3 separate regions of the Mus musculus genome follow, and regions 1 and 3 are each linked to region 2. Evidence: chromatin loops called from intact Hi-C (ENCODE). Cell type or tissue: left cerebral cortex. All regions are shown on one strand.

Region 1 (8,000 bases), 78 kb after region 2:
CAGTGGTGACGCACGCCTTTAATCCCAGCACTCAGGAGGCAGAGGCAGGCAGATCTCTGGGTTCCAGGCCAGCCTGGTCTATAGAGTGAGTTTCAGGACAGTCAGGGCTACCGACTGGAAACCGAGTCTCAAAACAAAACGAAATGAAATGAAATGAAAACCAAAAGAACTCACACAGGGCAGGATCCTGGAGGCACGGGCTGATGCAGAAGCCATGGAGGGGGCTGCTTACTGACTTGCTCCTGATGGCTTGCTCAGCCTGACTGGCAGGGGTGGGTGGCACTGCTCCCCATGGGATGGGGCCTCCTACATCATTAATCAAGCACATACATACATACACACCAGTCTTACGGAGGCTTCTTCTCCGTGGTCCTTCATTCCTCTCCGATAACTCTAACTTGTACTGAGTTCACCTAAAACCAGCTAACACAGCTGAAGAAAAACTCAACTGGAAATCGAGACACTGATAAGACCCCAAGTAAAAATTCTGGAAACGAGAGAAGAAATCCATCAAATAAATAACACTACAAAGTTAACAGGTAAGACCACATGGGAGAAGAAAAAAAAAAAATCAGAGATGGAGGACAAAGTCAGGACAGGAACAGTTATGCACATATAAATAAAAACAAGCATGAGCCATGCATGTAAGAGATCTAAGAGACCAAAGCAAAGGACCCAAAACATGGACGTCAAAAGGAACAGACAACGTCTCCAGTTAAATTGTAGTAGAATTTCCAAAACCCACTGAAGGATGGCCAAACACAACAGGTGCACAGATCTCCAAACAGGCCAGGCTGGAGAAGAAGCCACGGGGACAGGGCAGAGTTGGTACGGGAATGGGTGTGGGTGGTGGGGAGGTTCTGAGGAACAGGGAAGGTAAGAGAGCAGGTGTCCTGAAAGGGAACAGGGCAGGGCAGGAAGGATGAGGGCGGAGTGGAGGGAGATGGAGGATCTAAAAAAAAAAAAAAATCAGACTGGGAGAAAATGCTATAATGAAGTCTATTAACTTTGCATGTTGCTTAAAACAAACAAACAAACCAAATACAGATGCCACAAGCAATTCCCTGGGTCACTTACAAATGACAGTATGCATGTGTGCGCAACTGTCAACTGCAATCTCAGGCTTCCCCACACCCCCGTCTGTCTGCACGCATTCTAATTGGCTTAGCTAATCACAGTGTGCAGGAACATGGGCGGCGCTGATCGGCCTCGGAGATACTGAGATGAACCAGCTTGTGTGGAGGCTTTGTAATGAGTCTCTGACACAACACCCTGGCATCAAAGTCTCCGGCTCAGGGTGTGTGCGCACATGTGAGGGTTTATTGCACTTAGCCGGATTAAGCCAAGTGAACAAAATGTTTAATATGATGAAGAATCGTCTGTGCTTAGCCTGAGAGATGGGGCAGAGCCTTGCCTTCCAGAAACCGTACTGCCAATTTACAATAACGTGCTTTGGTATTTGGGGGCGGATAGGTGGGGAGGGGGTTATGGGGTAGGGGAGAAGAAAGCATTTTTTTTTTCCTGTCAAAATACCAATTTCTGGTCCTATGATACATAGGATTTAGTGCATGTGACTTGAAGGCTGACCAAGTACTCTTGAGGATTTCCCAGCTAGGGGACCTGCCATCTCCCCAGCCAGACCTCTTCCTATTAGCATGGTGTAAACTTAACACGTGACAGGGGTAACCGACTGCCCATGTGGCCATTTCCATGGCAGAGTGAAGAGAGTTATTGGGTTTGTCAGTGGCTCACAGGAATGGGAAGGACCAAGATGGCTCTGGCCCTTGGGATGGAAGAGGAAAAAGGTTGCCAAGGGCAACTTCTACTTTACTTCTTTTCCACGGCCAGACTTTGATACCTCTTCCTTTATAGACTGTACAAAATTCACGTGTTGAAATCTGAAGCCCCGGTTGGATGGTGTATGATGGGGCCTTTGAGGCAGCCCTCATGAGCCCTCGTGAGCAGGAGCCATCCCCCTATAGAAGGGGCCCAGACAGCTCTCCCGATTTGTAAGAACAGAGACAATTCAGTGCTCTGTGACCTGACAGAGGGTCCTCACCAGACTCCAGCCGTGCTGGAGCCCTTATTTCCAATCCCTAGGCTGTGAGGGTAAACTTGTGTTGTTTATAAATGGCACGGTCTCTGGCACTTTGTCATAGAAACCCTGTTGACTATGACAGACTATAATTTGAAGAATTCATCTCATCGAACAAAGTAGGTCTTCATACTAATTTAAATGGGCAGATAGTTTCTCCAGGATCATAAATGTGGAAGGCTCTGATACTCGCCCTGGCCTCTAGGCACCATCTGTCCTCCTTCTTGGGATACTAGGACAATGACAGGCACACACATTCCTACCACTTGTCCTCAGTTGGCTCTTGACTTGGCCTAACCTTCAGAAACTCTCCAGAACAGGTACACAAGTGGACTGCCAGACTCAGCATCCTTTCCTACCTTATCATGCCTGGTTGTTCTGCTGTATCTACCACATGCCTACCTTTCTCTTCAGCAAGAGTCACCCCAAAGGGTCCTCCTGAACTCTCTCATGTTACAGCCAGTCTTTGTTCTCTCCACCCTGGTCAGTAGGAGCCATAGAGCGTTTGGGATTCCATTTCTGCTGCTGCTCCCATGACACTGAGAGAAGTTTCCACGCACATGCTAGCATGCCCGGGGAATTCCCACAGAGGTGGACACATCTTTGCTTTGCATCCTGAGCCACGGTCAATGCCAATGTGGTGGCGCACACCTTTGATCCCAGCACTCAGGAGGCAGAAGCAGGAGGATCTCTAAGTTTGAGACCAGCCTGGTCTACAGAGTTAGTTCTGGGGCAGCCAGGGCTACACAGAGAAACCCTGTCTCAAAATAAAAACAATACAAAACAAAAACAAATGAAATAAAACAAAACAAAAATCCTTCTGGACTGGTCTCAACCAGAGGCTGGCTGCTTTTAGATAATGCAGGGCTATGTGCTCACACCCTAGAGGTTCATATTCGGTGGGTGGGTCTGTACTAGGGTACACGAAACAGAATCCTTAAACCATGCTGCTTGTGTTGTGAGGGGCAAGAGGCTTGGATGTTAGTATCCTCCTTCTGGAGTCTTGTTTGTGTGGGGAATAACACTGTGAGTAGGGTAGTATTCTCCTCTCCCCAGCGTACAGTCCCCTGCCACCAAGCTGTAAAGCAAGAACTGGTGTTCTGTTGCTAGGAGCAGACAGTCTTGTGACTCAGCACTGTCTCAGGTCCACACAGAATATGAAGCGTGGGTCACAGAGGGGCTGCATGACAAGGCAGCTAATTAGAAGTGTGTGTGTGAGTGTGTGTATGTGTGTGCCCCCGCCCACACAGTGGAGATGAGCTAACGTGGGAGAAACGAGTTTTCTTACATATTTTATACCTGAAAAAAACAATAGAATTTCTTCTATGGTAAATAAATAAATACATCTCTCTCATGTATATACCTTTCTGTATATGCCCCTTTCTATACCAAAATTTCTTTACATGTGCCTATATACCTAGGTATAGGTTTTTGTATAAATATCTAGGTATAGAAAGAGGTGGAGTGTCAGCATGTAAAAGACAACTTATGACCCAAAAAGGGACAGATGCTTTCTTGTGCAACCCTAGGGACCTACCAGTGGCCGATTTGAGTGTCTACATCATGAGTTATGGCTAGGAGCTGCCTTGGGAGGGTCATGCCTGACTGGCTTGCTTGCTTTCTTACACTGTAGCTATGGGATTTGAACTCAGGTCCTCTGGAGGAGGATTCAGTGCTCTTAACCTCTGAGCCATCTCACCAGTCCTCAGCTCCTGTGCCTGGCTTTCATTCACCCTTTGCTAATGACCTTGGGCTCCTCTCACCTGCAGAAGTGTGATAACAACACCACTGGCCTCTGTGACTGTTGTTGGGAGGAAGTGAGAGAGAGAGACACACACACAGATTGAGCCCTCCCTGAGGACTGCGGACTTCGTCTGTGTTTCCTCCTTTGGTTGTACTGTTGATATGGTCACCCTCATTTCTAGCGTATAGATAGAGACAGGGATGTTAAGACTGGGAATTTGCAGTGATGGTAAAGACTGTTGAGGCCTTGATAGGTCTTAAGGCCTCTTACAGATACAGGTAAATCAATGCCCCTCCCAACTCCCTCGTCCCCCGTCCCCGTCCGTCGTGTCCCCCCCCCCACCCCCAGCCCCCGCAATGAAGCTTTTAAAAGCAAATTAGTGGCTTTTCCAGCTCAAATTAGCGGCTAGGAGACGCTGTTAATGTGCGTGTAAGCTACCAGAAGTAGAGAAGACCCACACAAGGGCTCTCCCCATATTTTAGAAAATTTATTTGTAATCCGCCTGGGTTAGAAAATAAATCGGACAAATATCTTCTAATCCTAAAAAAGGGTCAAAGCCAGGCATTACTGAGATGCTTGGCATACTCCAGGAAGGTTCTCTTCCGGTGAGCGGTAGCTTTTAAATTTCACCTTCCTCAAAGTAATCCAACGCCTGGCCCTCACTGGTCACCGAGGCAAAAACTTCCCCTCTGCACAGCCCTTCCCAGTGCTGAGTCAAACTTCCCAGGCTGCAGGCGTCTGCTGTGAGTGTCGCGCCCCCTGCTGGTGAGCAGTGGAACAGCACCTTTCAGGAACTGAACGGATCAAAACTGGTGGGGCTCAGCTTTGTTATTTTCAGTGTGTTCTCACGATTATTTTGGAAGAATGAGTGCATGCTACATTTTGAATTAAAAAACCATCAGAGGGTGGTGGTGGGGACTTACAGTTTCTGGCTGAGGACTGGTGCTACAATCTGCCTGTGTTCCAGATTTCCAGAAACACACTTTACAACGCAATTTGCAACAGCACTTTTGGTGATGAAGATGAGAGCCTTTCTTTCTACTATTGGTGGAACGTGTTGTACAAAAACCGTAGGAGAGTTGAGACTAGGGCACATGGGTGTATTAAAATCATACCAGGGACTCCCTGCGAGCCCCCAGGTCAGGGAAGCAGACAACACCTTACTTAGTTATCATCAGAAATGCTCCCCTACCCTGCAGCAGACGGGAACAAACAGAGACCCACAGCCAGACCATACACGGAGTGAGAGACCTGGGGATCCTCAGCCCTACAAGGGACCCCTCCATCACATCTCTCCCCTTGAGTGTGGGAGCCAGAGGGGATGGAGGACACCAAGGAATCAGGGCTTCAGGGACCCAGTAGGGCTGGTGGTGCACATACAAACTTAGAGACAGGGGCAGCGTGCATTGGTCTGCGCCAGAATGAGCCCTAGAGCTGAGATAAGCAGACACAAACTCCCACGCCTTACCCAGAAGCTATCTCCAAGTGATGGCCACTGACAAATGAGAAATTCGTCTTTTCTGAGGCAGTCTCACTGGGGAAACAAAACACTCTTAAAGGTAGGCTGCCCCATGCCCGGTAGTAGAGAGCCAACAGAAATGAAGTTAGGGGGGCTGGAGAGATGGCTCAGTGGGTAAGAGCACTGACTACTCTTCCAAAGGTCATGAGTTCTTTTTTTTTTTTTAAGACTTATTTATTATTATATCTAAGTACACTGTAGCTGTCTTCAGACACACCAGAAGAGGGCATCTGAACCCATTACCGATGGTTGAGAGCCACCATGTGGTTGCTGGGAATTGAACTCGGGACCTCTGGAAGAAGAGTCAGTGCTCTTAACCACTGAGCCATCTCTCCAGCCCTGCCTGTCTGTCTTCTGACAGGGTTTCTCTGTATAGTCCTGGCTGTCCTGGAACTCACTCTGTAGACCAGGCTGGCCTTGAACTCAGAAATCCGCCTGTCTCTGCCTCCCAAGTGCTGGGATTAAAGGCGTGTGCCACCACCACCAGGCTGCCTGTCTGTTTTCTAAGATGAGACAGAGAGGGTTCGGATCCGGACTGGAGGAGAGAGGCGAGGAAGGGACTGGGAGGGGTAGGGTAGGGGAGACCATAATTAGAATATGATGTGTGAAATAAACATCTATTTTCAATAAAAGAAAAAATTATATTGATCTGGGAACAAAGTCTGAGAATGAAACAGGTATACATGCCAGACCAAGAAAAATGTGTAACTCCTTGCCTCCACCTCATACAGCGTGGATACAGGATGGCAAGGGCCCCAGGGCCATCTATCCTCTTGTGATGGTGTGTATATGCTTGGCCCCAGGGAGTGGCAACATTAGAAGGTGTAGCCCTGTTGGAGTAGGCATGGCCTTGTTGAAGTAGGTGTGTCACTGTGGGCTTGGGTTTCAAGACTCTCATCCTAGCTGCCTGGAAGTCAGAATTCTGCTATCAGCTTTCGGATGAAGATGTAGAACTCTCAGCTCCTCCTGCACCATGCCTGCCTGGACACTGCCACACTCCTGTCTTGATGATAATGGGCTGGACCTCTGAACCTGTAAGCCAGCCCCAATTAAATGTTGTCCTTATAAGAGTTGCCTTGGTCTTAGTGTCTGTTCACAGCAGTAAATCCCTAACTAAGACGCCTCTAATACCCAGAGTATTCATTAAGGACCGTGGGACAGAGAACTCTGGACTATCCTTGGGGCTTCATTTCACCTTGGTGCCCCACTGTTGACACAGCCTACTTACCTGTGCTCTGCCTGTCCTGCTTGCCCGTGTGGACCACACCCAGTCCTTTCCTTCCATCCCTGCAGCTGACTTCATCTTTGTACTCAGCTTCTGCGGTAGGCTTGCGGTTGTTATCTTACCAATACAGCACGCTCACCACCCCACTTCAGTAACCAGAGCTCCCAGGCAGCCTCTTTAACTCCTACTCATTCTGTAAGCCATGCTGTGCATCCACATACTCAGAGATAGGTAGATTTCCTGCATGCTGGGTGATGCAAGTTCCTGTTAGGAATTAAGATTGCAATAAAACATCCTAAGACAGGCATGGTGCTACACACCTTTAATAACAGCACTCAGGAGGTAGAGGCAGGGGGATCTCTGTGAGTTAGTCTACACAGCAAGTTCAAGATAACCAGAGCTACACAGTGAGACCCTGTCATAAAACAAAACAAAACAAAAGCCAGGTGGTGCATGCCCTTAGTCCCAGCACTGGGGAGGCAGAGGCAGGAGGGTCTCTGAGTTCCTTTGAGGTCAGCCTTGTCTACAGAGTGAGTTCCAGGATAGCCAGGACTACCCAGAGAAACCATGTCTTGAAAAATAACCAACCAAACCAGCAACAATAAAACAATTAAAAGAACAAATGAGCTTATGGTATATCATCAGGGGACAAAATGCTGTTGTTAAATCCATGACACCTTGTGGAAAGACACATTCATTCTTGATTATGTTCCTGGTATAGAACGCTCCACAACAGCCTGAGATGGCTTGGTGAGCCGCTTTACACTTGGAGGTAGCTGACCCGTTAACGACGCAGCCAATGGTCAGGAACACACCCATGTAGTTGTTGCCCCCACACACCTGGTTTTAAGCAGCCTAGGAATGAAGGGATAATGATAACCAAAATCCAGTTTTTAGCTTTCAAACGTATGCCTGGTCTAAACATCAAACTAGGGAATTTGATTTCTGGTTTGTTGGAAATAAGCATTTCCCTTAAGGATTTAGCGCCCTCTGGTGGCCAGAGGGGCACTCTGCAGCCACTCTGAAGAGGAAGGCCAGGGCACAATTTTCTTCTGTGGGAATCATTTTGTGTGTGTGTGTGTCTGTGTGTCTCTGTGTGTGTATGTCTGTGTCTGTGTGTGGTGAGTAAGTATAATGTATATGTAGAGTACATATACTATGCGTGTATGTGGTGTTTGTACTATGTGTATAGAGTAAGTAGGCTGTGTGGGTGGTGTGAGGTATGTTATGTGTATTATGTGTGTGATATCAATTATTTATGTGTGTAGTATTATTAAAATCAGGCTGTGTCCTGATGTAAGCCACTACATATGGTTTGAAACACTGGATCTTTTAAATATTTATTTATTTATTTATTTATTTATTTATTTTCTGTTTTTTCCAGACAGGGTTTCTCTGTATAGCCTTGGATATCCTA
Region 2 (8,000 bases):
AAAAAAAGAGCAAATAGGCAAGAAATCTTTGCGATGCAAGAATGCATTCTGGGGGGGGGGGGGGGGGTTCAACATAAACCATTCTCACATGGCATTTCCTTTTATTTTGCCATTAGGAGAGAAAAACAGATTGGCTAGTCTTTGAAATCTCTTAATACCTTCCCCCAAGGTGGTTTAAAACTGTAACTGCTTAACTGAGTTGTTCTGACACATAGTGGACACACAATAACTACAAAATACAAACTAACACACACACACACACACACACACACACACACACACACACACACACACCGGCCCCAAGCAGAAACCCTCTTTCCCACAGCCCTGGCAGAATGCTTGCTTTCTCGAGAACTCACTGGAAACCGAATTTCAGAGTCTAAGGCTAGTTTTCCAATGCTAAACTGGACTCATCTGAGTTCTCCAAATGGCAGAATATTACTAAGCGAGGCTTAGCCATGTACTTCATCAGTAAATCAAGAGTCACTCAGAAATAGGCACGCCTCTTTCCCTGCCCACCAGACCTCCCTTCAGAACACAGCAGAACAGAAAGGGTGGCCTTAACCAACTCCTCTCTGAGTAGCCATGATTTAAGGCAAGGACTGGAATGACTAAGATGGCTCCCTCCTTCTCTGCCCTCGCGAGCATCCAAGCTACAGTCAAAGTCATGACATAGCCTGGCCTTCTGAGTCACCTTGGGGTACTTTGTTTCCACCCAGCTCCAGCTGTCTCCCACAGGTTAAACAAGTCACTCTTTCTCTGGATAGCTGAGAGGGGTCTGGTCTGTTTGGTTATTTACTACTTTCTTTTTGCATTGGGTTTGGGTCTGGAAACTTTCTGAGTGACATGCTGAGACAAGCCCACTACTCTCATGCTTTGGAAGGTCGGACGATAAGTCCATTGTCTTGTCCGGCAGAATGCTAAAGTAAGTTTGGCAAAATGAAAGTTGAATCATTATTCTGAGTACGTTTTTTTAATGTTCTGTACCCCTCACCTAATTCTCTTGTCTTTAACTCCATTTTTTTCTCTAGTTAGATTTGTTTGTTTTGAGGGTTTCTAGGGACGTTAGGCAAGTTTTCTACTACCAAGCAACAACCCCAGCCCTCTAATTTTGTGCCCTGTTCTTTAGCTCCCATTTGTAGAGAACTTTTGTATCTGAAATGCTTAAAATCTCTGGAACTATGGTCAGTTTTTAAGACCGAGATAAATAACAGTAGTGAGATAAAGAACATTCTAGAAACTACTGGTTCTTCCCGCTTCCACGTAGCCAAGAGGCTAGGGTTCCAAGCTATGATTGGGCTTTAATAACCTGAAAGTAACCTGAGGCCTTTTAAATTCTTACCACAGATAATCTCAGTAATACAGGACTCTATATTGGTACCAATAAGGAAGGAATTCTGGTACTGGGCATGCACATTAGAAGAGGGTCCATTATCAGGCTTGCTTCAGAGGTACTGAATATAAGCAGCACCCAAAACCACTAATGGGCCTGCCTTCTAAGCAATGAATTATTTGTATCAAGTTTTGTCCACCTCTGCTTATTACTGGGTAGGTGATAATTTCCTCTCGTGTCTTAGTTTTCTTCTGAAGGTTTGTTTTTTCCTCCCTACGTTGCACCAGAAGGATATCATACCTCTAACTTGGGAGTCTTAATTGTTTTTCTCAAAAGGAACCTTACCCACCCACCCCCGATATACAGAGACACACATGCACACATCCACACTACGTTTCCCTCCTCTTGAGATAACTTTTTCCCCCCAGTAGGAGATGCTGAGTGATAACTTCAGATGAGCAGATCCGTGCCAGGTTTGGAAAGACTAGAGGGTAAACACTGGGTAATCCAGGTGAGAGCACCACAGAACAATACCCTAGAGACCCAGCTGGGTAGTTAGCATTTCTTATGCTAACTGAACTTTGATTTGTGGCTAAATGAAGTTCAGAATAGAGCCAAGACTCGTTTTATACATGTTTAGACTTGTGGGTGAGCCTGAACAGCTGATAACATATTTACCAGTGTGAATTATCAGGTACTTTGCAACACTTTATTTCAATGCAGTATCCTCCTATAAAGAGTTAAATCCCCCTGCCCCTCTTAGTTTGTTCAATATCATGTCTTAAGAAATTAGTTAAGTTTCTAAAAGCTGCCCTTAATACTGGAAAGCTTCAAAAACATAAAAGAACTCCCTTTAAAAATCCCGACATATGATGGAGAACCCAGAAGCTTAAATTTAAGTAAATAAAGCGGTGATTACAAATGCCTGTTTCCTTGACAACTCCCCTCCCCCAGCCCTCCTGCGATAGGGAAAAACCAAAATGAAAACGAGAGGAGGGGGTATCTACAGAGTCACGTTGCGTTCCAGCGAGGCCCAGCCAGGCCAAGCCCAGGAAGGAAATACAAATAAATCAATTTAGATTGGGACTGTATTTTTGTGGAGTATATTTTTGTGGTTGTCATAGAAACACCAGAGACAGAAGAACGTGTTGCACGAAAAGAGAGCCCGTATATGTAACAGGAGCCATCGCTACACCTTCACGGTAGCCAAGAAAATGCTTCCACCCTGGGAGGGCTGCTCGCAGAGCCCCCAGAAAGCTCCTCACAATCTGGCACAAAGCAGTGGTCGCGGAGCCCCGGTGCTCCTCCCTCTGCCCCCACCCCCACCCCCGCATCATTCGCTCCAACCCCACCAGCATCCCGCTCCGAGCCTATCCCTTCCAAAGTACTAGGAAACCAGCCGAGCAGAGGGACCCCTGCCAGAGAAGGGCATCCGATCATCACACGCCACACCCCAGGAGAAGGTGCCTGGTAATCGTACCAACACCACCTACCTCGCTCCGGGCAGTTCTTTGCATTGGTGCTCACAAGCCAGAACTGCGAGGCAGGAGCCTGAGGTTCAGAAACTGCCTCTACTTTAGAGAAGCTGTAAGTCAGCCAACACTGGAAAGAAAAAGCGAGACTCCACCCAAAGGGGTGGACCCTTCGGGAAGGGAAAAAAAGGTGGTCCTCGGCTGACGTCTCTCCCCACCCATGTCACTTCCTTTTAAAGCTACGACTTAGCAGCTACTGGGAGGGAAGCTCGGACCCCGTGTAACATGAGTCACCCTCTCCTTCCAATGAGTGTAAAGAAGTGTCCAGCTCGGCCTCCTGTTGGAGCCAGATGGGGATTGGGATCGAGTAGTCACCCGCGTGGATAACAAAGCCATCCCAGTGGCCTGCCGCCACTCGCCCAGCTCAAGAGCCCTGTTGCATCCCCGTGCAAACAGCCTGAGAAACCTCGGCCTCCTGCCCTGGAAATTGCCCCCCCCCCCACGCCCCAAGTCCCCTGTGCCATTTCGTTTGGGGGTGGGGGTGGGGGGAAAACAGGATGAAAGCTGAAGCCCGCGCACTCTAGTGCCTTGCTCACCTCTCCTGGCCACCACTCCGCCAGCCCGGAAGCCCCTTCCAAGATCACGCCCAGCGTTCCCGAGACTAGGACCAACAGACCTAGGATGCCCGGAGCTCCTGTGGATGGATGCTCTCCTTCCAAAGCTGGGTGCCAGCGGGTGCCAGGACTGCCTACTCATGCTAGTGCGCACAAGCAGGCAACACACACATGCACATGACATTTACACTCTTGTTAAGTTAGCAAGGGTCTGAGCAGATTAACCGAACAGAGTCCTGAAACTTTAAGGGGGCGGGGGGGGGGCGGTGTTGGAAGTGCGCAAAGGCCAGGTCTGTGACATTCCTGGAAAGGTGAATTCAATCTCTGGGTGCCTAAAGTGCCCTTCAAATACGGGCTGTTCAAGACACTGTCGCAGATGTTTACATATTTACAGAAAGAATGCCCCGTGGTCGCTCTACTTTCTAGCGCGAGCAGTACTGAGAAGTTCCTCCTCCAGGCTGCAGAAGCACGGCAAATAGCTTGCCCTGCAGACAGGAGCCAAGAAGAAGGTACTCAAGAAGCAGGAAAAGGGTTTGGACTTTGACATCCTGAAGATCATCTAGAATGTGAGAGGAGCAAAGCCAAATGGAGTGAGGGTGGAGGGCATAAGGAAGAATCCAAACCGAAAGCCCATTTGTGGGGTGTAAAAATTAACTTGAACGGCTAGCAAGGGCTATAAAAGTTGTTAGTAAAGAGTTTCCTATAAGTACTGGAGAGATGAGGTGGCTCCGGGTTTAAGAGTGCTTACCGCTCTTGAATAAGTCAGGGTTCAGTTTCAGGCACCTGGCAGCTCACAATTGCCTTTAACTCTACGGAATCCATCACTCTCTGATGTTGGCCAGGGGCACCTGCATGAATGTGGTGCACATAAACTCACATAAGTACACACGCGCGCACGCATATACACACACACACACACACACACACACACACACACACATAACATAAATTACTCCGAATTTTTGTTCTTGGAATCCAATGTAATATTTAAGTTCTTGTTCTTGTTAACTCTAGCTTCTAGAACATTCAATCCCCTCTGGCCACATAGAGAAATGGTCTCAGCACCCCCTCTCCCCAGTAAAATTCTCTCTTATAACTTTTCAAGTTATATTTTGTGACTTTTTTTAAACATTGACCATACCATTTTATTTATTTTTTTTAAGATTTATTTATTTATTATATGTGAGTACACTGTAGCTGTCTTCCACACTCCAGAAGAGGGCATCAGATTTCATTAGAGATGGTTGTGAGCCACCATGTGGTTGCTGGGATTTGAACTCAGGACCTTTGGAAGAGTAGCCAGTGCTCTTAACCGCTGAGCCATCTCACCAGCCCATATTTTGTGATTTTATTGTTGACGGGAATCAATGAGTTTTCCAAAAATACTTTCCAGATAGTTAATTTTTTTTTCATAGTGGCATTTTGGGTGGAAATTTAATTTTAGAATTTGAGACTTGTTGCTGGATGTTGTGGAACATGCCTGGAGTCTCAGCGCTCAGAAGGCAGAGACAGGTGGATGGATCTCTGAGTTTCAGACCAGCCTGATCTACAGAGCTAGTTCCAGGACAGCCAGGATTGTACAGAAAAACCATCTCAAAAAACAAACAAACTAGTTCCAGGACAGCCAGGATTATACAGAAAAACCATCTCAAAAAACAAACAAACAAACAAACAAACAAACAAACAAACAATAACAATAATATCTGAGTCTTCCATAAATTTACATTACACTGATTATAGTTACAGTGAGTGATTTTGGTAAAAACAGCAGGAAATTAAAAATTTGACAATTGCAGCTCTTGCCCCAAGCTCAATATTTAATGTTTTTATTTCATTATTACGATTCAATTCTGATCCTTACTATTGCTAAGGCCTTGTCTGTTAGCCAATATTGCTAAGAGCTCATGATCTTAGAAACCTATCTGAGGGATGGGAAGGTATTGGTGGGTTGAATTCTAGGCGTTTTATTTAAGAGTCGCAATTAGACTCTGCCTCCTGTGTCTATATTCACAGAGGGTTATAAACATTTCTGTCATAATCTAACAGTTCAGCTCAGCAAATATCTCTTGGGAATCCAAGCCACAAAAACAAATGGGGTAGCACTCAATCTCAGAAGGGAAAGAGACGTGTAAACAATCGTGATACTGCATGGACACAAGGTCTCCAGTGGATAGGGGCTCCACCTTGGTCAAAGAACAGGCAAAGGGAAGAGGGCGGAGTGGTCAGCAGAGTCTCTTCCTTCATTTCAGACTCTAAGGGGGATGGGGCGCTATTTCCATCATGACAGCAAGAATTATTGCAAAGAAGACAATTCAGGCTGACAATCCCTAACCTAAAAATCCTAAAGTTTCCAAAATCCAGAACAACTAGAGCTTTTGTGTGACACCTCCCTCTTGTACGCGGTCACTATCAAAGTGCAGACATGCTAATTATTCAATGGTGTATAACATTAACTTTCAGTTCCTTTATAATGTATATATAAAATAATTTTTTTTTAAGTTTTATGCTCAGGACCTGGAGAGATGCCTCATCAGTCAAGAACACTGATTGCTCTTCCAGAGTCGATTCTCAGCACCCAAAATGGCTTAGTGTCAGGACTTTAGTTCATTATCATAGTGGTGAGAAGTACCGTGGCTTGTAGTTGAAAACTGTCCACCAGTTGCAAGGGATCTAAAGCCCTCCTCTAGCCTCTGAGGGCACCCAGTACATACATGCATGTGGGCAAAACACCCCCCACACACTACACCCCCCCCACAGCCCCCCACACATGTTATGTAAAAGAAGTAAGTCCTTCCTTCTTAAGTAGCTTTTGTCTGGGTATTTTAAAAAAAGATTTTGTGTGTGTGTGTGTGTGTGTGTGTGTGTGTGTGTATGTATGTATGAGTGTATGTGTGCATCTGTGTCTCTGTGTGCATGGATCTATGTGAGTATGCCTGTGTGTGCACACATGTGTGAATGCATGTGTGGATGTATCTGTGTGTGGATGTATCAGTGTGAGTGTGTTTGTGCACATATCTGTATATGTGTATGAGTGTGTATGAATATATCTCTGTGTGTACATATGTGTGTGTGTGTGTACATGCATGTATCTGTGTAAGCATATGCACACAACAGCATAAGTTCCCCTGGAGCAGGAACTGGGTGGTTTGAGTTGTCTGGCATGCATGGCTGCTGGAATTGAGCTCAGGTCCTCGGCAGGAGTAGTGAGTGCTTCTGTCTTAGTCAGTGTTCTATTGCTATGAAGAGACCATGACCAAGGGAGAGCATTTAATTGGGGCTGGCTTACAGGTTCAGAGGTTTAGTCCATTGTCACCATGGTGAGATGCAGGCTGGCTTGCAGGAGAGGTGCTGGAGTAGTAGCTGAGAACTACATCTGGATCTATAGGAAGCAGAGTAGCACTGGGCCTGGCTTGGGCTTTTGAAACCTCAAAGCCCAACTCCCTGTGACAAATTTCCTCCAATAAGGCCACACCTACACCAACTAGGCCACACCTTCTGATCCTTCTCAAGTAGTGCCACTCCCCAATGCCTAAGCATTCACGTATGGGAGGCATTCTTATTCAAACCACCATGTTGCATTGTCTAGCCCCCTGTCAGGGTATTCTGTTGTCACAGCAACAGGAACACCTTTTAACCTTTATCTAGAAAGTCCCTCCCAAACATGCCCAGAGGCTGTCCCCTCGGTGATTCTAGTTCTGTCAAGTTGACAATCAGACTCTCATGACTTCTCTATAACAACTATAAAAATATAAACCATACTGTGTGTAGTATGTAGTTCAGTAAATATCACCCCACATTCATGTTTAGCCAGAACCCCAAAATATGACCTTATTTAGAAACAGGCTTTCTGACAATGTGATCAGCCAGGATGAGGCTCAAAGTGGAGCTCAGAGGTACAAAGTGTAGGGTCTATCATTTGTACTCTGGGGGTGCAAAAGAGAGAGTTCCGGGGATTAGAATGGACCCTAGAATCAATGAGTTTATAAGAATAGGAAAAACCTAACACAAGCAAAGACAGAGGCAGACTGGATTGTTGAAAGCAACACTCAAGAGACACCAAGTCCCACCAACACCACCAAAAGCTGGGGAGATACCAGGAGAAACTATTCTTTGGGGCTTCCGGGTGGCCAGTCCTGTTGACGCCTCAGGTCCAGTCTTCTGGTCACTGGGAGCAACACTGCTCATGTTTTACAACACATGGTATGTGGCCATTTGCCATGGGAGTCCAGGGAAACCAGAGTGACACATGCAAAGGCCACTGGACAGCTCAAGACAACCTCTCCCCGGGGACATAGCAGCCTCTCATTTGCTGTCTTATATTTATTGCCTTATGTGCTCTTTCTGCAACATACATGTATGACTTTGATCAGAAAGAAAGAAAGAAAGAAAGAAAGAAAGAAAGAAAGAAAGAAAGAAAGAAAGAAAGAAAGAAAGAAAGAGGAAAGGAAGGAAAGAAAGGAAGAAAGAAAGAAAGAAAGAAAGAAAGAAAGAAAGAAAGAAAGAAAGAAAGAAAGAAAGAAAGAAAGCATGAGGCTGGAGAGATGGTTTAAACTCAAGGCCTTCTTTATACTAGGCAAATGC
Region 3 (8,000 bases), 93 kb before region 2:
CAGACTAAACCCTGTGGAGGAGGCAAGGGGGGCAGTCCATGGGCCAGTAGAAGGGTCAAGTCAATGACAGAGAGATACTGTCAGGAGTGAGGGTCTGCCTTTCTCCGCCTTCCACCTCCCCAAACCCAACACTGCTTCCACCCGAGAGGACAGTGCTGCTCCGTGTTCTTTGTGATAGGTGCAGAATCCATGCATACAGGACAACACACTAGTACTTTCTTCGACCAAGGAGCAACAGTAATGGCGGACCATCTCACACGCAGCTCCTTTGCCCTCCACTGGGGCACGGCCACATTGAGGCAGGTGCTGGAAGGTCAGGCATGTGAGAAGGGCATCTGGACAGAATAGAGACCTCTGAGTTACTCTGCCCAGGAAATGAGCTTCACTTGACTAGCTGGGCCTTAGGGAGTTTTACTCTTTTTAAGCCTGTGCTGGTCGGTAGTGCCCTAGATGTGTTAATTCTTTATATGGCACTGTAGTATTTACTTAGAATGTCCCAGTCGTATTAAGTGGGCTACTACACACAAAAAGGTGTGATGGGCAGCATAAGGACCCTTCCCTGGTGGCCATGAACACTTGCTGGCTTTGTAGGTGAACTTGAAAGGATCATAGTTGGCTATGTACTCTACACCAGTTCCCACATATACTCCAGAAAACTACAGTTACTAACCCTGCCCCCCCCCCCCCGCCAACCCTTGTGGATGTCAAACGATCTTGTACCCTACAAGAATCCAGCTGAGTGGAGCTCTTGTCAAGTGTTAAAGAAACTCCAGAGAGAAAGGACCCACTCTGTCTCTGGTAGTAGGGGCAGGGGGTGGAAGTCGGCTTGAGGAGTTTCTTGGGCGGCAGTGGTTGATGGTGCTTCGTCCTCATTTTGTGGAAAAGCTGGAAGCAGTTCCAGGGAGTTAACCCAGGCTGGCAGTCCACAAATGCGTTTGTATATTTAGACATTTTGAGTGACTCGACAGAGTTGTGATTTCATCACGGTGTACTGGGATTTGGCATCTGAAGGTCTCTTTACCCAGAAAGCTCTGTACCATCTGTCTGCTTGTATGAGGATGTTTCAGGGTCTCCTGGATGGCCTTCGAGATGACTACGGCATAGGGAACCAGAGCCACCTGACCCAACGCAGACTGGATTTTAATGCATAAGGTTGTTGAGCAAATGGCCCCGTGACTTCCTGCCTGCTACATCTTCCCATTGTCATTCCACTAGTCTTGGTGACATTCTGGAGATCAAGGGGCGCATTGGGTAAGCCATTAAGCAGGCAATAATAATAATAACAGAAAAGAAAGAAAAAAATTGGCTTGTCTTTGCAAAGAGCAGATCCATCTTTGTAGGAAATGTGTCCACAAAGAATGACTGATAGTGAGTACTGGCCTCCTGTCTGTCCGCCCAGAGCTCTGAGAGGGGAGCGAGACAAACTGAGCCAAGCCAGTTAACAGATTTGAAAGAGCTGGAAGGGACGGCATCCTCTCCAGGGTGTGCAGTAGGTGTGCTATGCCTCCTGAGTTCATAATATAAATAACTGGGGAGAAGTTCAGTGGCAAGCAGACGTTGCTGGAGGCGGACTCCTTGTCATTTAGCACTTAGAAACAAGCCCTCCCATTTCTAGGAAGGAAGCAGGGCCAGCTTACCGAACGTAGCAGTCAGCGTGATATTTCTTTCCATTTAAGACTCCCAGCAGTGTTGGGTTTTCATTGTTTCTGAAATTGAGTGTACAGTCATATACAGCTGGGACTATAAGACAAGACAAACAAGGTAGTATATAGCAGGTGAGGCCAGTTCTGCTTGGTAGTCACACACACACACTGGAAGACATACACACGCCGTAACCTGTCTACCAATGACACGCATGATAGAGACCTCTTCCTTGGGTTTTTCTAGATTGTTCACCCACTCTACATTGAACATGTATCATCTTTTGTAATCAGAAAGCCAACTGTAAGCGAGTCATAGAAACAGAGTAATTCCTGTGGTCATGTGGGCTTTAAAGCAGTCATGACTGTCAATTCTATACTGATAAGGATGCTAATAAGCAACTTTCTAGTAGGCAGAGCCTACTGTAGTCACAAATACCGATATTTGAACAAATATGGGTAGGAGATGACCTAGGTTCATCTAAGGATGTGTCTGTTATAGAACGATAGCCATGATTTATAAAGTTATCAAATACCATTTTCCTTTTTTTATAAAAGACTTACTTTGTAACAATGTGGGTGCATGTCTATGTGGGCATATGTACACATGAGACCTGAAGAGAGCATCGCATCCCCGTTGCTGGATTTACAGGCAGTTGTGAGCCACCAGGTAATAACAGTGAGAACTGAATTCCAGTCCTCTGCAAGTGCAGTCAGCACTCGTATCAGCTAAGCCATCTCTGCAGGCCCAGTGTAACCCTTTCTGTGAGCATTTTTGTGCCCTCCCAAAATGAAGCAGCCACAAAGTCAGAGTGTTACATCTAAATCCTGGAGGGAAAAGGTAGTGGCCAAGTTAATAGTCCTATTCAGTGGTAACTCCTTGGGAAACCTATCACCCACGCTCTCCGCGCGGATGTATATATGGTGTAACCCTGATGCTGATTGATTCAGAGTGAGTAAGCTGTGAGACCTCACCTCCTATGCTAATGTGTGGGGTAGTCCTGCTACTGATTGGTTCAGAGTGAGTAAGCTGTGGAACTTCGCCCACTATGCTAATAAGCCTTTTTGAATCAGGAAGGAGGAATGGCTTTTGATGAATAAGGAGCTGGAGGCTGGAGCTGGGGGAGGAACAGAGCAAGGAGGCTAACAGTGACTCTGGATGGATAACTCAGGAGACTGCGCCCAGCAGAAAGGGTAACAGGCTTCTAATATAGATGTCTCTATTTCTTTACTATGAAAGCCCAAATGAGAGCCCTAAAAGCCCCTGTAACAGTAACTTATCCTATAAGCGCATTCCAAGTTATCTCGTCGCTATATTCCACATTCCATCCAACCTTGCTGCGGGAGCCCTGGGACCCAGGTCAGGCTCCAGAAATGCTTATTGGATCAAAGAACGGATGACTTAATGACAGAAGCAAGTGGGTAGAATGTGTAAAAACATGGTGGAAACAGATGGCAGCAGAGAAAGGCAGGAATCAGTGCGGCTGGGTGTGGCGCCCACAGCCGCCTTTTCCCAGCAGTGGGAAGTTTGCTTAGCTGCATCACGCAATCTTCCAAACTTAGGTGTTCTGGAGAGTGAGCTTACAAAGCCATCATCACACAGGGCTGAGGTGACAGATGCCAGTTACACATGCAGGCGGAGCCCACTGTACTAACGATGATGTATATGATCCTGACCCGGGCCTGACAGCTTTAGACGTCTGCAGTTAATGTTAGTAAAAGTAGCAGGGGAATCACTGAAATTGTAAACCATCCCTGGATCACTTGGAAATATGAAGAACACGAATTCAATGTTATAAAATCACCATCCGTTTCTTTCCCCTGATGCCTAACCCCGCTACAGGTCTGTAGGTCCACTATCTTTCTCAATGGGAAAGGGTCCCCATGCTGCCTTATAGGAGTATCTAGAGGCACTGTCCTTAAAGGCCCAACCACTCTCCTGTCATTGGTGGGCTCTGATGCCTAAAGTGGGCACTAGCCCAGAAGATATTTAACCTGTTGATGTCCTTGGTGCCCTGGTTAAATCCTTGCCATGGGGGCTAAGGAAGACCCCCGCACAAGAGATAACGACAAGGCTATAGAAGCTAGTAGCAGGGAGCCAGAAGCCACATCTGACCTGCCTCTGGCAACAGAGTAGGGCCAGCTTGGCCCACCTCTTCCTCTGGGATAAAGCATTTTCCTGGCATGCCCAACACATGAAGCTCTAGGAAGGCCTGCCCAAGCTCTGTGGTGCCTTCACACTTGAAGCAGTGTCAAGTCCTATCCAGCCCAGGTAAAAAGTCAAGCCTCTTTTGGAGCCGAAGGCCCAGGGAGTAAGAGATGTGAGAGGAAGGGCTTACCTATGAAAACAAGAAACATGTTTTAAACTGAAGAGAAAGGTTAATAAGGAAATGTAAGAAGTCATGTTAGAATGCCAGTGGCAACTGACCACTGCTGCCTTCTGCTTTTTATCTACACTGGCTTAAGACTCCAGACTCATGGGTCAGCTGCCCTAGAGTACAGGTCAGATCATCTACAGGTGGTTGTCAGCAATAGACAAGCAAGAGATGGCCTCAAAGACTGCAGCTCCATGGCCAGGCCATCTCAGGGGTCCTCCAGGGAGCCTGCACCTTCTGCACTCACAGTGCAGTACCGCCGTTGACCAGCAGAGGGAAGTATTCACTGGGATGCAGAAACGTGAGGTGCCCAACCAGACTGGAACCTGCCTCTTGTCCCAGGTCCCACCTAGCCTCAAAGATCCCCTGTTTAGCCAGCATCCTTACCAACATCTCGCAAGCACTTCACAGTAATAGCAAAGCCTTTGGTGCGCGGCAGCAGGTGGTGTTTGAGGCTGGGCAGCCCCTTGGCTTGGGCCACCTGCATGCTGATTTGGTGTTTCTTCTCTGTGAACCGTGTGCCCTCACAGTGGATCAGGAACTGAAAAGCAAAAGATAATGAATGGTCACACAGGAGGATCCCACGCTCACACAACCCCAAGCTCAACCAGAGGCCACAGTGCCAAAGAAGTTCATAGTCACACTTGACGCCAGGTCAGCCCCAAAGTGCCCTCAGGTCACATGTCATTCCAGGTCATACTCAATTCAGTGGTCACCCGCAGAAGAGTCCTAAAGTGACTCCTATGTGTGGTAGCCACACATAATTCCACAGGAGCCAGACAGCACACGGCTCTTTTGCCTACGTACCAGATACTTCTCTGGGTAGTCCCGGAGGTGCAGCAGGCTCTTGGCAACCGTCTGCCGATCTTGCTCCCACTTGCGTGTGCAAAAGATCATTTCCACGAAGTACCACATCCAGCCAATGATTGGGACATAAGCCAGTTCTTTCTTGGCCAGGACTTTGGAGTTCTGAAATAGAAGAACCACCTCAGGGTATCTGTGAAGGAGACATGGCTCTTGGAGCTCTTATGGGGAAGGAATAGCCAGCCATACCAAAGGCTACAAAGCCAAAGCCTTTGGGCTTGGAGTCCTTCCTCTTTCCCACTGCATTGACTCATCCCTGGGTGGGCTGCTCCATGGACAGGGGTCTGCAGATGTGCACAGATGCTTGAGGATACTCTCTCATGGACCACAGCCCTCCTAGATGATTGACATCTGTGTGTTCACCAAGCCCAACCTGAAGTTCTGTCTGGCAAGTCTATAGAATACCATCCCACAGATCAACCCATCAGCAAAGCCACTGAGTTCGTACAGGCAAGGCCAGCAAGATTCATGACGTGACAGACTAGCGAGCAGAGGCCAGCAGAGTTTGAGGAGCCCCATAGCTGGCATGGGGAGCAGGGGAAGCTGGGAAATCAACTTGGCTCAAATGGATGCTCTTATTCATCTCTGCGGCTGGAAATAGCCAAACTCCTCAGGCCAGGGTAGCTGTGGTTAGTCTCCAACAGTTGCTCCATGACCACACTGTGTGGGCACCAGGGGTGGGGTGGGGAACTTGGGAATCTAATGAGTCAGGGAGATGCAAAATGACTTTCACTTTGCTGGACTTGTCTGTCTGTCTGTCTGTGTCTGTCTCTCTCTCTCTTTCTCTGTGTGTGAGAGAGAGAGAAAGAGAGAGAGAGAGAGAGAGCACATTCATGTGCATGAATGCAGAATGCAGACACATGGAGGCCAGGGGACAACTCCAGGTATCAGTCCCTGCCTTCTACATTGTTTGAGGCAGAGCATCTTGTTGTTTGTCGGTTGTACGTGCCAGGTTAGACGGCCCACGAGTGTCTGGGGACTCTCCAGTCTCCACTGCTCACCTCCCCGTAGGAGCAGTAGAATTCCAGACACTCGCACTACGTGTCCTGAGCTGCACGGAAGTTATGGGGATACACACTCAGGTCCCATACTTGCCTGGCAAGCCCTTTACCCACTCGGCACCCTGACCACCGCCACCATTCGTATTTTTACTCTCCACTATGGAATCGACTGAGACGCTCCCTGACTGAGATGGATGCTCACCCACCCACACCGGCAGTGTGGACCGTTGTAGGCAGCTGAGCACTTTTTTGACAGCTGTCTATTAAGGTCCTAAGCCTTCGCTGCCTGAAGGGAAGAGCAGGCATTTCACATCACCCACTCCCTTCTCTCCCCTTTTCCTATCTTCCACTCAGTGTCTTCATGGCTAAGACTCGTAGCATTTCTATCATGCTTGGGGCCCTGAGGTAAACTTCTGAGGAGGCCTCACCTACATCTACACCCAGCTTTTTCTTCTCAGCATGGAGTAACTTTAAAGTCTCAGATGAGGGAGTAAACTGCCTGATTAGAGATGATCTTACTCTTGTGCCTGTCACCCTGATAACCAAACCATCTTTGGGGTCATAGTCCACCCTAGTAGCTCACTGCCCTGTGTCCACACTAGACGTCAGACTCCAGGGAACAGGAAGGGACATTCCTGCCTGACCTCACTTTAATCTCTGATGAGAGCAAATGGATCCAAACACAAAACTTCCACGGGCAAATTAAGCTCTTCTTTCTGGAAGTTAAAACTTATTTTTAAGATTCTATACTGGATCTTGCAAAAATTACATATGGAGTGCTCAGGAATTACAGAATGACCCACACTACCACCCACAGAGGTGCTGTTGGGTCTACCAGGGCAGCTACTGGGCTGGGTGGGTGGTCAGTCTCACCCAGCCAATCAATCATAGCTGCATTCTTGGGTGCACTTCCTGTTTGTGGTTCTCCTGTGAGACACAAGTGAGTGTTAGCACTTGGCCTTTGGTAGCTGGTGGAGAAGGCTGCCCTAGTGGGTTGTGAGAATCTAGGGCTTCAACTAGAGGTGACTCAAGAGTCTGTATTCCCGGGGGTTGGGGATTTAGCTCAGTGCAAGCGCAAGGCCCTGGGTTTGCGGTCCTCAGCTCTAGGGAAAAAAAAGAGTCTATTCCCATCACTGTCATACGTCACCAAGAGTCACTTCAAGGTCCCACAGTAAAAGCATTCATTGGCTACAGGGTATACTACACATCTGACAATATGTAATAGTACAGCTACAGCTGCAAACCAGAGCGCAAGGGCCACTCTGATGCCCACGGGTTTCAGTGCAGTTTTATTGGTACAGGGTAAGCATTCACCTGAATGCAGGAGCAATTCAGCTGCTATCATGGGTGAATGGTAGTCATACAGACAATGTGATCCATAGAGCTGAAAATGTTCACTCTCTGGGAGCATGCAGTTGGCTGGCCAACTACAAATCGGATTAGTCAAGCCTTAATTTACAGCCATTAATATAAAATTCACTCCATATAAAATTCTCACCTTACATAAACAGGAAATGGATGGAGGGAGAGAGGGAGGGGCTATGCTAAGAGGCTTTACAAGTTTAACTCATTCTTGACTGACATCCTGGAAATTAATAAGGCAGTAAGATGTAAATATATCTAGGAAAACCTAAAATTAATATAGGGTAACCCATATCCACCATGTGCTGAATTAAGTGTCTACCGTGGCCAGTTTTTAGATCAAAAAGTTCTGGAGATTTTTTTTGGAGGTGAGAAAAGGGGGTGAAAGCTAAGGGTATATGGGGGCATGAGGGTTAAGAAGTTCATTACCATGGGTGCCCCACCCAGCTAGGGAGGCCATCTCTCGGGGAACACAGCCATTCTCTGAGCCAGAATTTAGCATCTTCAACTAAACAGTGCATTGTATGACCAGATGGCAAAACAAAAAACTGCTTTAAATAGCATGGGGCTCCAGGCATCTTAACCCTCAAATTTGGTGGCTTTTAACTCATCTCACTACCAGACTGCAAATGAGACCCCTTCTGGGTCCAGGACAGCAGCCTGCCAAGTGAAAAATGCAAACCAGTGTCAGGTTTGCAGGTTAGGAGCCAGGGCTTTCTGTCCTCTAAACCCAAACCCCCAGGGTCTGGCAGAAACCA

What was found. A loop is a pair of places that touch in the nucleus more often than their neighbours do. Peaks named below come from ENCODE experiments on the same cell type or tissue, not always from the same donor. Only the 100,000 strongest peaks of a DNase experiment are listed, where the experiment ranks them.
Region 1: a loop joins it to region 2, with 6 times the contacts of the local background. A loop is called at or near these places in 15 of 42 quality-filtered maps.
Region 3: a loop joins it to region 2, with 4 times the contacts of the local background. A loop is called at or near these places in 31 of 42 quality-filtered maps.

Annotation. Positions count from the first base shown.
Region 1 is chr17:12,035,967-12,043,966 of GRCm38, reverse strand. All of the region lies in intron 10 of Prkn (parkin RBR E3 ubiquitin protein ligase), which reads right to left. Among named protein-coding and RNA genes, the nearest start is that of Gm46604, 8.6 kb to the right of the region's middle. In left cerebral cortex, CTCF peaks have their summits at 4,594 (motif pointing left) and 7,570 (motif pointing left); DNase peaks (open chromatin) are centred at 4,603, 5,263, 6,677, 7,569 and 2 more places.
Region 2 is chr17:12,114,242-12,122,241 of GRCm38, reverse strand. Agpat4 (1-acylglycerol-3-phosphate O-acyltransferase 4 (lysophosphatidic acid acyltransferase, delta)) reads right to left here and starts at 2,958. Exons shown (of 9, transcript NM_026644.2): 1 at 2,827-2,958. In left cerebral cortex, CTCF peaks have their summits at 1,772 and 4,614 (motif pointing right); DNase peaks (open chromatin) are centred at 2,405, 3,001, 3,464, 3,925 and 1 more place; H3K4me3 peaks cover 2,966 bases; H3K27ac peaks cover 1,900 bases.
Region 3 is chr17:12,207,195-12,215,194 of GRCm38, reverse strand. It overlaps Agpat4 (1-acylglycerol-3-phosphate O-acyltransferase 4 (lysophosphatidic acid acyltransferase, delta)), which reads right to left. Exons shown (of 9, transcript NM_026644.2): 4 at 4,823-4,984; 5 at 4,403-4,556; 6 at 1,638-1,740. Among named protein-coding and RNA genes, the nearest start is that of Gm46605, 54 kb to the left of the region's middle. In left cerebral cortex, a CTCF peak has its summit at 4,271 (motif pointing right); DNase peaks (open chromatin) are centred at 2,649, 3,083, 4,290, 4,891 and 2 more places; H3K27ac peaks cover 1,713 bases.